Regions from separate parts of the Homo sapiens genome. Here all the other regions are linked to region 2. The links are chromatin loops, found by intact Hi-C in ENCODE. Cell type or tissue: Calu3. All regions are shown on one strand. Links, peaks and the distances in the headings refer to the core of each region. The heading gives the core; the rest is flanking DNA. Region 1 has its middle 210 kb from the start of CTAGE1. Region 2 has its middle 220 kb from the start of RBBP8. Region 3 has its middle 250 kb from the start of CTAGE1.

Region 1 (4,625 bases), core at 1,394-3,893, 86 kb after region 2:
AGATTTTCTATTTTTTCTTGAGTTAGTTTTAGTAAATTTTGTCTTTCCAAGAATTTGTCTATTATATGTAAGTTGTCCAATTTGTTAGCATAAAGTTTTTGTTCATAGTATTTCCTTATATCCTTTTATTTTAAAGTTAGTAGTAATGTCCTCTTTCTCATTACTGATTTTGATAGTTTGTGTCTACTGGTCTTTTTTTTTTTTTGGTCATTTTAGTTATAGGTTTGTCATGTTTGTTGATATTTTGACAAAATTGACATTCTACATCACCAGGAATATGCGAAAGCTTATCAAAGCCCACTATAGCTTTCCTATTTCCAGTTCTCTCTGTTGAATTTCTGGTTGGTCTCCTGGTCTGTTGCTTACCTCTACCAGAATCGTGACCTCAGGCTAGCTGCAATGTTGACCTTTCCTGAATGTTTGCCACAGAGTTCCTGTTGTTTTCATCAATGCCCTGGGCATGGAGGTGGGTAGGAGAATGGGAGGAGCACAAGTTTCCTACCTTGGTCCAGTAGTTTGTCGTGAATAAACTTCTCAATTTGTTGTATACTCTTGGACAAATTCAAGAGTCCTAAAGTGGTTGTTTTTGACAAATTTTCCCAGCTTTATCATTGCCTTTTGGGGAGAGGATTTGCCAACCTTTTCACTTAGCCATTCTGGAAATCCAGATTTGATCTTTATGGGCTTCATGATCTAGTGGGAAAGACCCACACTGAGCTTCTATTTCATTTGTTCTCATTCCTTCTTTGGAAATCCCAACTGAGTATATTTTGGATCTCTACTCCCTGCTGTCTATTATTTTATCTCATGTCATTTTCTTCTCTTTGTCATTTGCTTTTCATTCTGAGAGAACATCTGAAAAATCACGTTACAGATTTGGTTTCTAGTTTTCTGTTGCTCCAAGTATGATTTTAATTCTGTTGATTCAGATCATGAGGTCAAGAAATCGAGACCATACTGATCAACATAGTGAAAGCCCGTCTCTAATAAAAATACAAAAATTAGCCGGGCGTGGTGGTGCATGCCTGTAGTCCCAGCTACTCTGGAGGCTGAGGCAGGAGAATCGCTTGAACCTGGGAGGCAGAGGTTGCAGTGAGCTGAGATGGCGCCACTGCACTCCAGCATGTCAGCAGACGAGATTCCATCTCAAAAAAAAAAATTTCCTTGAAATTATTCTTTTTATCCCCCCTTCATCTTTCTTCCTCTGTTGTTGCCTGTTCAACCTGTGCTGCCTTTTCTATTCAGCTTCTCTCTCCTCTTATGACTTTCTGGTCTTGGTTTTTGGTGGTAAGGTCATTCCTTCTTGTCCTCTATTGAGGAAACCAAACAATTTTCAACAGTTGTTTTTCTGATTCTGCAGCATATAATTTTGAATGGAATCTTTGGCCTTAGAATCTTCATGGTGCTACTTTCAGACCACTGCTATAATGCTTTCCATACACCTTCTGATGGTTTTGCTTTGTACTCATCTCTTAATCAGGGGAGATCTGTCAACACTTTTGACAAATAAAATTTGTGGATTTTTCTGCCTTCAACCTCTGTATTATGTGATGGTCACAATTCTTGATTTGATCTACAGCTTAGAGCACAGCTTTACAGAGGGTTACTGGTCAAATTTCCAGTTTCAAGCTGGCATTCCCCTATGGCAATTTTGCTTATTCAGGTGACATCTTTTCCTACTCCAGTGATTTGTTTCCTTGAAACTCAGAACTGATGAAGTGGACTAAAGCTCATAGTTTCCACAGTAAAAAGTTACAGAAACACTTCCTACCTTTGTCCTCGGTTGGAAGCATAGAAATGCTAACACTGATCTTCCACCCGACTATTGCACAATTTTTTCCCTGAAAGTTGTGTTCTCTAAATAGATAGAAGAAGATTAGTAGGAGAAAGAGACATAAAATATTTCTCTGCCTACCTCAGAAATCTAGGTCTATTTTGAAAACAAATAGTTATAGAATTTTTCAAGTTAATGCTAAATTTTGGCCCTGAATCAACGGGGCAGAAAACTGAAGTGTAGCATGGATTTTTATCTTTTGCGTTGGACTTTATGTCATAGGCAATCATGGTATACTTTCGTTTATTAAGTAATGGAGCAAGGGCTGGTACCCTAAATCCCAGGTCAATGTTTTTCCTTTCATGTACTGTTTTCATGGTTGAGGTACCCAACCTTTTTTCACTAGGGTACTTATATATATTTTTCTTTATTGGACACCATATTTTGAAATATTTTTCTCCTATCAAACTACAGTTTTAAGGAATAATTAATTTACCCTCGTAATTTATTCATCAAAATAATGTATGATGTCAACCAAAGCTTCTGATAAGTATGAGATAATCACAGTTATTCAAAGAGTTGATAACATTCAAAACCAAAGAAGGCAGCCTGATAGCCTATCACAGTCTTTGTAGCAATGTAAAATTTCCGTAGGCTTTTTGAAACACTGATACTCTTTCCAAATACCCCATTTTTAACTCTGTGAAGGCTTAGGAGTCTGGGGACCTCATGGTTAGGAATTGCCGCATTCTCAAGGATCTGAAGTGGCAGAAGTTTGGCAGAGGCTTGTTGGTCAGCATGGAGAGACAGCAAGCTCCCAGTGTGGTGCTATCTCTTCAACTTTAAAAGCTAGATTAATATAGCATGGGGCATAGCAGTCTGACAGATGATTGTAGATTCTCAGCTGCAGAGAGAAGCATTGTGACTTTGTTTTCAATTTAGCATTTATCTTTATATGTATTCTCAAATATATGTATATATGTGTGTACACACGTGCACACACTCATACACACACACATACACACAATTTTTGAATTAGTTTCAGTAAAACCTGCATTAGTGCAGAGGGAATCATGGAGTGCCTTCAATAAAAAAGTCACTGTGTATTACGCGATAACATTGAACAGACTCCAGACAGCCTCTTATCTTAGATATACAATAATGTAGCATAATTCAAGCCTAAAGGAGAAGTTAAAGCATTAGGTAACAGTAGCAACAGTAGCATGTTAGTGGAGTAATAACTCTCCTGGAGGATAACCCAGGATGGGTTTTATTGAATTCAGTTTATTTAGCTGGGTTAAACCCAGATAGGCATCACATTTACAAGAAGGTGCTAGCAAAAGGGCAGGTTATTACAAGCACATTTAGAAGATAAGCAAATAGAAGATTGAATCAAATCAGAGATCAGGAAGGGAGCAGAAATGGTTCCTGGTTCAACTGCTTGTCTTGGGTAGGTCTATACCTAATCTGACTAAGACGAAGAATAATTACCTTCTTAGACATCTGCAGGGATGCACGGTGCATAAGCTCTCTTGCTGTTACCCTTATTGACAAGCTTTCTTTATGTCCAATTGAAGTTCCTCGCTTTGCAATTTAATTACGTTTTCTTTGTTTCTATGCTGTGTGCAGAATTAAAATAATTATTCAACATTTTGAAATAATGATTCTTTTAAAAAATGTGACAATAGTTGTCATCTATTAATTTCTTCAGCTCCCCACACCAATTAACCAACTGTAACTCCTTCAGTTGATGGTATTTTTCTTCCTCTTTAATTATTTTTCTGCTTTGTTGTCTTCCTTTCCAATTCTGACAGATGTTTACTTGGTTATTTCTACATGGGCGTGCCTTGGAGATATGGCAATTTTGGTTCCAGACCACTGCAATAAAGTGAGCATTGCAATAAAGTGAATCACACAAATTTTTTGGTTTCCCAGTGTATATAAAAGTTATGTTTACCCCGTACGGCAGTCTATTAAGTGTGCAATAGCATTATGTCTAAAAATGTACATACTTTAATTTAAAAATATCTTATTGCGTCAAAGACATAGAATCAACCCAAATGCCCATCAATGATAGACCGGATAAAGAAAATGTAGTACATATACACCATGGAAAACTATGCAGCAATAAGGAGGAATGAGATCACGTCCTTTGCAGGGACATGGATGGAGCTGGAAGCCGTTATCCTTAGCAAATTAACGCAGGAACGGAAAACCAAGCACTGCATGTTCTCGCTAATAAGCGGAAGCTAAATGATGAGAACACATGGACAACTGGAGGGGAAACAACACACACTGGAGCCTACTGGGGGCACCGGGGGAAGGAGAGCATCAGGAAGAATAACTAATGGATGCTGGGCTTAATACTTAGGTGATGGGTTGATCTGTGCAGCAAAGCACCATGGCACATGTTTACCTGTGTAACAAACCTACACATTCTGCACATGTACCCCAGAGCTTAAAATAAAAGTTGAAGAAAAAAAAATCTTATTGCTAAAAAAAAAATGCTAATGATCATCTGCGCCTTCAGCGAGTTGTAATCTTTTTACTGATGAAGGGTTAAGCCTTGATGTTGATGGCTGCTGACTGGTCAGGGTGGTGGTTGCTGAAGGCTGGGGTGACTGTGGCAATTTCTTAAAATAGGAAAACAATGAAGTTTGCCACATCAATTGATTCTACCTTTCATGAAAGATTTTTCTGTAACATACAATGCTCTTTGATAGCCACTTACTCGTAAGAGAGCTCCTTTCAAAACTGAAGTCAGTCCTCTCAAATCCTGCCACTGCTTTACCAACTAAATTTATGTAATATTCTAAATCCTTTGCTGTCATTTCAACATTGTTTATAGCAT
Region 2 (4,625 bases), core at 1,121-3,620:
AGACTCCTTCATACTGGAAATCGGAAAAAAATTGCATTATAAATCATTTGGAATTTTCTCTTTGTAGAACTAAGCAACATGTCAAACATTTCATTTATCTTGTGACTCGGGCACCTACTTAAAGCTTTCTCCTCTTCTGTTTGATTATAAAAGGAGTTCTTGAATAAGAAAATTAAGACATTTTCTGGTTTTCCCTGGAGGTTTAATCAGTTGGCATCAAACAGGTATTTTTATTTTCCTGGCCTTGAAATCTTTCTGGAAGGGGCATGAGAGAAATATTTGGAAATGTCTTCTTGGTTAGCAAATACATCTTTGCTCTTTTTGTTTTCTGTTTCTTTTCTGTTTTCTTAGCCTGCCATCCTCCCTTTCCCCTCAAATGTATACTCACATGTACAGCCCCAAAGTTATTACTCTTTTTCTTCCATGAGCGGTGGAAAAAAGCTCTCAGACTGGGTTGACTGATTTGTAGTCACTGTCTATGACTTGAGTGAGGACACAGTCTGAGTGTCCTCAGGTTTCATAGCCTATAAAAGTACAGATGAGGTCTCATAGCATTCAAACCTGGACTCAACTGCTCATATTTTTTTTTTTTTGAGATGGAGTCTTACTGTGTCACCCGGACTTGAGTGCAATGGTGCGATCTCAGCTCACTGCAACCTCTGCCTCCCAGATTCAAGTGATTCTCATGCCTCAGCCTCCTGAGTAGCTGGGATTATAGGTGCGTGCCACCATGCCTGGCTAATTTTTTTTTTTTTTTTTTTTTTAGTGGAGACAGGGTTTCACCATGTTGGTCAGGCTGGTCTCGAACTCCTGACCTCAGTTGATCCATCCACCTCGGCCTCCCAAACTGCTGGGGTTACAGGTGTGAGCCACCACATCCAACCCCACTGCCCATAATTTTTTACACTTCATCATGCTGGGCAGTAATGCACAGTTCCCCTATGCATTTCTGGCAGTTACCAGGGATGCTTGCATTTTACCAGACTGCATCAGTGGCACCTGGGAAGGCCCTGTGGGCCTTGGTGGTGGTCTTCTTTGGGCACCTGCTATGCTCAGCCTGGCTCCCTCCAGGGCTCTGCTGTTTTGTTCACCATTCCTCCCTACCAGGGGGAGCCCTGCCCTCATCCAGAGGCTGTTTCTCAATTTTCTTTTGACTTTTCCCTCTAATTCTACCTCTTCAGAGCAGATCAAAAAGCTCAGTTAACAAGACTGCATGGAACCAGATGTCTCCAATTCCCTGCTTCTGTGCAGATCACAAGAACCTTTTCTTTAGTTTAAAGCACAAGACCTCAGGCAGAACAAACTCATACAAAAAGATCAGAATCCCAGATTAGATTTATACTTTGATACAGTAATTTTTAGTCCTCTAACATACAATGTGAATTTGGAATATAACATATCATTCTTAAGCATCTACTTTGTATTCTGTACTGTGTTAGGTACTTACCTTTGCCATTTCATTTAATTCTTATAATCCTTTGTATTATGTTGTTTATTATTGTTATTCCTATTTTAGAGATGGGAAAGCCGAGACTCAGAGGTAATAAGGAATTCACGTACCAAACACCGCAGAGCTGATAAGGGTGGGCTTAGGATCTGGTTGCAGGGTCCATGCTCACCCTCTCGAACAATTCTTCCCATTTTGGAAAACAAGTTATATGTATTTTCATCTCAGCAAAACATAGCGTAGCTTTTAAGAAGAAAAATGGCTCTAAAAAAGACACAAATAACTCAATGTTTAAAATAAATCTAAAATTGCTAAAAATGGCCTATCAATTAAAAAAAGACACCTTTAGCTAAAGCAGGTGAAGTGGTGTGTTTATATACCATCATCAACACTCTAGTTTTAGATATTTGCAAGAAATTCTAAGTGACAGAATTCGTGTGAAAATGCTTAGAAGGCACTTCACTCGTGAAGATTACACATGAGAATGAGCAAGGAGCTACCTTTTTACATGGAATTTACATTATCCTAGTCATCTGTCTGAAATGGACTTGTAGGCTGGTGAGATATTTGTATGGCTTTGTGAATCATTACCTGCTAGATAAATAAACAGAAACTCAGACTTTGTGGCTGCCAATCTGACACTTTTCACCAAATCGCCTTAAAAGATTCTATTCAAGGAACTTAGTATTTTGTAGATCTTTTCATTCTTGTTCCAGAAGCCAAAACCCTTGAGTGGCTCTTCTGCTGCTGAATGAAATATAATATGAGAGAACTAGTCTTGCAATAATTCCTGTAACTGTGACTTGGGAAAGGGAAGGGAGTGGAGCTTTGCAGACAGCTCACCCCGCAGGGAATGGCAGCGGGGGTGGGGAGGTGGGAGCGGGGAGCCTGTGCAGAAACCGAGGTGGGCCTGAGGACACAGGGAGGCAATCTCCGGCCAGACAGGACTCCTTTCCTGGTGAGGGACGAGGAGCCTGTGGCCTGGTATTGATCATTTGGTTCCATTACCAACTGAGAGCTGTTAGAGAGAATGTCGTTTCACCTTTCTATGTAAGATATAAGATATTCTAGTTTTACTTTCTATTTGACTTCCTTTGGAATGAGAAGGAATGAGGGATATCTTTTACACTTTAGAGCTTCCAAAGGGCTTTCTGAGGCTACATCCCTTCTAATTCTTAGAGTAACTTATTGTTATTTATTTATTAATTTATTTTAGCTGACGGAACATGTGATTTAAAGAATTAGTGACTCAGAGGTGCTTGCAGGAATCTAGGAATTCCCAGGCTGAATCCCTCCCTCCAAAGACCCAGAACTCTCTCACAAACTTGGGAGCGCTTGCACTTCTCCCTATACCCATGGCTTTAATGGGTGCCAAAACACTGCATTGAATGCAACTGAAATATAGGATTAATATTTTCAAAAGGCACTTAAGATAAATGGCTTTATAAAAAAGAAAAAAAACCAAGAAACACTGAAAATGGCACGTCTTTCTAATGTCTCAATCTGCTATCAGTAGTTACCCCACTATTCTCCTAATCTCCCATTTCAAAAGAAAATCATCTTTGATGACCTTTCCTCCTTGTTTACTGGTCTTAACTGCCCTATATTACTGGTCCTACTGGTCCCACGTATAGTGAGAATATGCAGTGTTTGGTTTTCTGCTCCTTTGGAAAATCAGTTTTGATCAAGAGCCCTGACACATCTGAAAAGACAGTGGAAATAAAATTACTTCTGACATCGTGGTTTTCCCTCACTAGTTTAGAACCAACATAAGAGAAATGTTTGAATGCCCAACTTAGCAGCAATTCAAATGAATCCCACAAGAACAGGAAACCAAGTGGAAGTTCAAATATAAGGTATGCCCTAAAGTTGCCATCAATAATCCCTGAAATGAAAACAATGAAATTGGAATATTGTTTGGGTAGCCCTCCCACCTGGTAACTAAACCAGGAATCAGCCTATTTTCATCATTTCCAGTTGAAGAACTAGCAAAGTGGAGAAAGTCCAACAGAAAGTGGGCAGTGATGTTTGCTCCTTTGTCAATGACAAAATCATGTAGCAATTTCCTGGCCTGCAAAAACATCCCAATAAATCTCTTCTGTATATCATTAGGAAGAAGTTTTGTGGAGCTGGGTGGACTTCAGAAGGCTGCTAACCTTGAGCAGCTCTGCTGTTATCCTGCCCTTATTGCTCAATGGAAAATTCAGCAGAATCACCAAGTAACAGGAGACTAGGTTCAGGGCCATAAATCTCCAAGAGATGCTCACTGACATCCACGGTGCTCTGCAGAATGAGTCTAACAAGGTCATTCTTGCTGAGCTTCCTTTCAGTTGGAGGCTACAGCTCACTGTCAGGCCCAGAGCCAGGCTCTCTATCATCGAGAAAACCCAAGGGTCAGGGGTGGGAGGCTGTGAAAGGTAACTTTTAGGCTGGGCCCCAGTGTCAAATGGAACCTGGGTGGAAGCCCTATACAGAACGTCAGCTCCTTGGAGTCCTCTGATCCTTTTTTTGCACCTGCTACTTTAGCCTTACCATGCAGTCTTCCAGGGACTTCCCACATTCATTGCATCAAATGTAAACTTCTGGCCACTGTCTTCAAAGTCTTCTCATTTTACTTCAAACATCAGAGCATACCTTTGACTCACTCTTGGGTCTAGCCACAGTGTTCTTTTGATATCTGCACGTGGCTTTCTCTATTCTAAACCTTTCTTACCCATCAATGCAATGACTGAATTCCTTTTCTTTGAATTTGCTGGAGGTGACGAAAATACCAAAGAACAAGGAGAGTAGCAGGGGCCAGAAGCATATTTGGGAGCCCTTTTGTAGCAATAGTGGGAGAGGGTGGTGAGAATCCAACCAATATGAGAAATCCAGGCCAGGCATAATGGCACACGCCTGTAATCCCAGCACTTTGGGAAGCTGAGGTGGGTGGATCACCTGAGGACAGGAGTTTGAGACCAGTTGAAACCCCATCTCTACTAATAATACAAAATTTAGCTGGGTGTGGTGGCACCCGCCTGTAATCCCAGCTACTCGGGAGGCTGAGGCAGGAGAATCGCTTGAACCCGGGAGGTGGAGGTTGCAGTGAGCTGAGATGGCGCCACTGCACTCCAGCCTGGGCAACAAGAGTGAGACTCCACCTCCAAAAAAAGGAAAAAGAAAAAGAAATCCAGTCAGC
Region 3 (4,625 bases), core at 1,105-3,604, 43 kb after region 2:
TGGGCAAGAAAAAACAAACATAGCCTGAAAAGACAAAGCAGGCAACAGAACCTGACTTAGATTTGGCAGAGATTTTAAGATTATCAGACCAACCAAAAATTTAAAATAACTATAATTAATGTGCTGAGAGCTCTGATGGAAAAAAAGGTAGACAACATGCAAGAACATGCAAGATGGGTAATATAAACAGAGATGGGAACTCAAGAAATCATAAAAGGGAAATGCTAGAAATAAAAAACATAGTAACAGAAATAAATGACCTTGTGTCTGAAACACCTCTTTTGAGTCCTTCATATCTCCCAATTTCACCTGTCTCAGCTGCCGTTGGCCATTTGCTTTTTAACTACGGCCTCCACAGCAAACTGTGGGTGGGTTCAGAGTGACTTCAGGAGTGTAACCCAGCAGGGAGCAGTGGCCCATAGTACAGATCTACAAGGCCCCTGAGCAGTGGTGTGAATGGCTTGGTTTATTGGTCAGAGGCCTGGAAGGAATAAGAATAGAAAATAAGGAGCAAATAGGGAAAGGAGTTGTGGGATGGACCCTTGGGAGTGATCATAGAGCATATGGATCTTTATGTCTCATATTAAAACCCCAAAGAGCATCCACTACCAAAGAGGTTCTTGACCTTGAAGCTGTCCACAATTCTCTTTTTCTCACATCTCACCTCCGATCCACCTGGAAATTTTAAAGGGTCTACCTTCAAATTATATTTAGAATCCAACCACCTCTGGCATCTTCCTGCTACTATTCTGGTCCATGCAAGCATAATTTATCCCAACAGCTTCCTAAATTGTTTTAGTGACTCAGATTTGCCACTTCCCTTCATTTTATTCTTCCATTAATAAACAGATTGAGCTTTATTATAAAATGTAAGTCAGATCTGGCTATTCCTTTTTTTTTTTTTTTTTTTTTTTTTTTGAGACAGAGTCTCGCTCTTTCGCCCAGGCCGGACTGCAGTGGCACTATCTTGGCTCACTGCAACATCCGCTTCCCGGGTTCATGCCATTCTCCTGCCTCAGCCTCCCGAGTAGCTGGGACTACAGGTGCCCGCCACCGCGCCTGGCTAAGTTTTTGTATTTTTAGTAGAGATGGGGTTTCACCGTGTTAGCCAGGATGGTCTTGATCTCCTGACCTCATGATCCACCCGCCTTGGCCTCCCAAAGTGCTGGGATTACAGGCGTGAGCCATCGCGCCCGGCCTGATCTGGCTATTCCTTTGTTCAAAATCCTGCAATGGCTTCTCATTTCTTTCAAAGTGAAAGTCAAGCCTTGTAAAGCCTCTATGAGGCTTTACACGCTTTGACCCCTTGTACCCCCTGCCTCATCCCCTACACTGCGCTGAATTCACTCTGCTCCAGCCACATTGGCCACTTTGATGCTCCTCCAGCATGCCAGCCATATGTCTCCCCAGAGTCTCTGCAGCGGTTCTTTCTTCTACCTGGGCCAGTCCTCCTAAGATATCCTTATGGTTCACTCTCTCACCTGCAAGTCTTAGTCAAACACCACCTTTACAGTGAAGCCAGGCCTTAACCCTCTTTCTCTGCCAATACACCAGCATCCTTATCCCTCAAACTGCTCTATTTTTCCATAGTTGTTAACACCTTCTGCATAATTTACCTATTTATGTTGTTTATTTTCCACTTCCCACACTACAAGGTAAGCTGCATGAGAAGAAGGACATTGTCTGCTTTGACATTGCTGGATCCTTGGCATTCAGTGCTTGGCATATAGGACATGTTCAATAAGTGTCTGTTGAATGGTTAAATGTACTTGAGTGAAGCTGGAAGCTTCCAGCATTCCATTTCTTGCTGGTGCCAGCAGATTGTATGAACTTCCTACAAACCAAGTTCAGTCAGCTGCTCATGGAGAAGTCATCAGTGAGCACAGCCTTGGTAGAGGAGGGTGTGTCCTGAGAAGGCCCTTTGAATGAGAGATGGGGGTGCTGCTACCTTCTAGACATAGTTTGCAACCTAATGAAGTGTTACGGTAGAATCAGGAAAGTAGACAGTGAATGAGGAAACTGAGGCCCTGGGAAGTTAAGAGACGTGCCCAAGGCCACATAGCTGTTCAGTAGCAGAGTACAGTATATTTTTCCTAAACAGAGCGTTGATGTACTTCCTTTTGTCAAAGCATGATAAAAATGAAAATGATTTTTCAAATACACACTTAGTGGGCCTGACATGTGGGTGTACATTTAAACATTTCCCAAATGCATGATATTCTTGTTTATCTAGTTTCCAAAAAAGTAAGACATTTCTATCATTCTGAGTGGTATGACACCATCAGGATGGTTGTGGCGGCTAAAAAAACACACGAAACACATAGCACGGAAAAAGACTCAGTCATAACAAAGCCTGGCTTTCCTTATCAGCACGAACCCAGGAACCCTGAGAGCACCCCCAAATATACATTGATGATGATGCTATGAGTCACTGCATGACTCATAGCTCACTGACCACTAGAAAATAGAAATATGAGGAGTAATTCACTGCCTAGGCCAAATGGAACTGAAGAACTTTCCTACCTACCCTACGAGTGATACATCAAATTAGGGATAAGGTGCCATCTCTTTCTTCTTCTTGGAGTGGATTAGTTCCCCCTCTTTGTGCTTCTCCCCAGAGACACAAGGACAGATAAGCCTCTGGTGTTGCTAATAATCTCCCAGTGAGCCATTCTATTACTGTACCTGCCTACTTGGGCTCATTCTGTAAAGAAATTCAACCCATAAGAGTGCCTCAGCACACAAAAATGTACTTCATCACTCCTCAGAGCAAGATGGCTTCTTGGATCAACATTTTATTCCTTCCCTCCCTTGACCGAGACACTAAACAGACCCATAATAAACCGTCCTCAACTGCACAAGTAAGAAAATTATTCTTAGGGCCAAGACACGTTGTTCTCCAAAACTGTTTCTCTCTTTTATTTGTAAGAATCAAGGAACCAGAAACCACAATTTGGGGGCAGAGAAGATTAATGGAAATGTTCATGTTTCTAAAAAAAAATAAAGAGTTCTATTCTCCAATACCTTTCCAGTGGGGCTGCTGTTTCACTCACATGATCTGGGTGGATGGGTCAGTGTTTAATCTTTGCTTTACCAAGGAGGGTCCTGAGGAGGCTGGAAGACACTGGCTAAGGTCACAAGGCCAGTCCTTCCCAGGAGGTGGGATTGCCTGCTCTGAAGTTCCTCCCTCCCCTGCCTGGGCTGTGTCTGACACCCCCGCACACCATCTTTCAGGGCTTAACTGCACCAGTCCACATAGTGAGGCTGATACAGGCCGTCTGGTGACAGGAGGCTGTCTGGCGTGTGGATTTCCTCTCATTCAGAAGATAGCACTGTAAAAATATGATCTTACCTTCACAAAGTGACCCCTGCTTTTGGAGCGATGGGTGCTCTGTAAAGAAACACCCCAGGGATGGGTGTTCTTCCCTGCCCCTTTTATTCCCTCCACACTAATAGAAAGATCTTAATAGCATCAAAAAGGCATCTTCTGTCTGGGGTCTCCAGTGCTGCTCAGGGATCATCTCATAAGACATGAAGTATGATGGGCAACTGCAGGGGGCCCTGGTTCTGCCTGACACAAGGGCCACCGTGGCTTGTTTGCACATCTAAGATTACTTGAATAATCTTGCCGATGAGAAGCAATTGGATCAGTGTTTTCCTGGAGAGAAAAGTAGACACTGAACACTGAAAGGAAAACTGCCGCTTTGGTGAGGTGAGCCCTGGAGCAGGTGTCCAGTATCTCTCCCTTCATTGAGATTTCTTTGCCATTCTCACGGCAACTCATTCCTTAAATAAGCATCAGCTGAATTCCTACTTTGTGTTAGGTATTGAGCTAGGCTTGGAGATACAGAGATAAACATTTCCTGAAATAGAACAAGAAGAACCAGAGTGCTGAGGCAAGTGCAGAGGCAACCTACATCTGTCGAGAGTAGGTTGAACCAGGGAAAGCAAAACAAAGTCCAAGTCCAAAGGGCAGGAGGAAGGCCAAGAGCAGAGTTCAGATACTTGTTGGGGTTGGAGCTGAGGTGTCTGAGGTTTACCTGTCTTGACTCAGATCAGTAAATACACATTTTCATTGAAACATCAACTAGTATCTTCATTATGGTCAGCTTGATAGTACTCACTTCTATCTTTTTAAAACTTTTTACATTTTTGTTTTTCATTTTTTTTAAAATTATGGATTCAGGGGGTACATGTGTTGGTTTGTTGCATGGATATATTGCATAATGGCAAGGTTTGGGCTCCTAGTATACCCATCACCCAAATAGTGAACATTGTACCCAATAGGTAATTTTTCAACCCTCACCTCCTTCTACCCTCTCCTATTTTGGAGTCCCCACTGTCTATTATTTCTATCTTTTTGTCCATATGTACTCATTGTTTAGTTCCCACTTATAAGTAAGAACATGTGCTATTTTATTTTCTGCTTCTGAATTGTTTCACTTAGAATAATTACTTCCAGCTCCTTTCATGTTGCTGCAAAAGACATGATTTCATTCTTTTTTTATGCTGCATAGTATTCCATGGTATGTATATAATATATATTATAGATATTATAGATATAATATATTTATAATATAATATATAATATATTGTATATTTATTATATATTATATAATATATAT

The links. Peaks named below come from ENCODE experiments on the same cell type or tissue, not always from the same donor. Only the 100,000 strongest peaks of a DNase experiment are listed, where the experiment ranks them.
Region 1: it touches region 2 in a loop (2.9-fold over the local background); 4 of 110 quality-filtered maps call a loop at or near these places.
Region 3: a loop joins it to region 2, with 2.6 times the contacts of the local background. A loop is called at or near these places in 3 of 110 quality-filtered maps.

Annotation. Positions count from the first base shown.
Region 1 is chr18:22,622,756-22,627,380 of GRCh38, reverse strand. No RefSeq gene overlaps it. Among named protein-coding and RNA genes, the nearest start is that of CTAGE1, 210 kb to the right of the region's middle. In Calu3, for the core only: no CTCF peak of the experiment used is centred there; no DNase peak of the experiment used is centred there.
Region 2 is chr18:22,708,920-22,713,544 of GRCh38, reverse strand. No RefSeq gene overlaps it. Among named protein-coding and RNA genes, the nearest start is that of RBBP8, 220 kb to the left of the region's middle. In Calu3, for the core only: no CTCF peak of the experiment used is centred there; a DNase peak (open chromatin) is centred at 2,324.
Region 3 is chr18:22,665,941-22,670,565 of GRCh38, reverse strand. No RefSeq gene overlaps it. Among named protein-coding and RNA genes, the nearest start is that of CTAGE1, 250 kb to the right of the region's middle. RefSeq lists a cis regulatory region at 2,363-2,380 and an enhancer at 2,300-2,444. In Calu3, for the core only: no CTCF peak of the experiment used is centred there; a DNase peak (open chromatin) is centred at 2,385.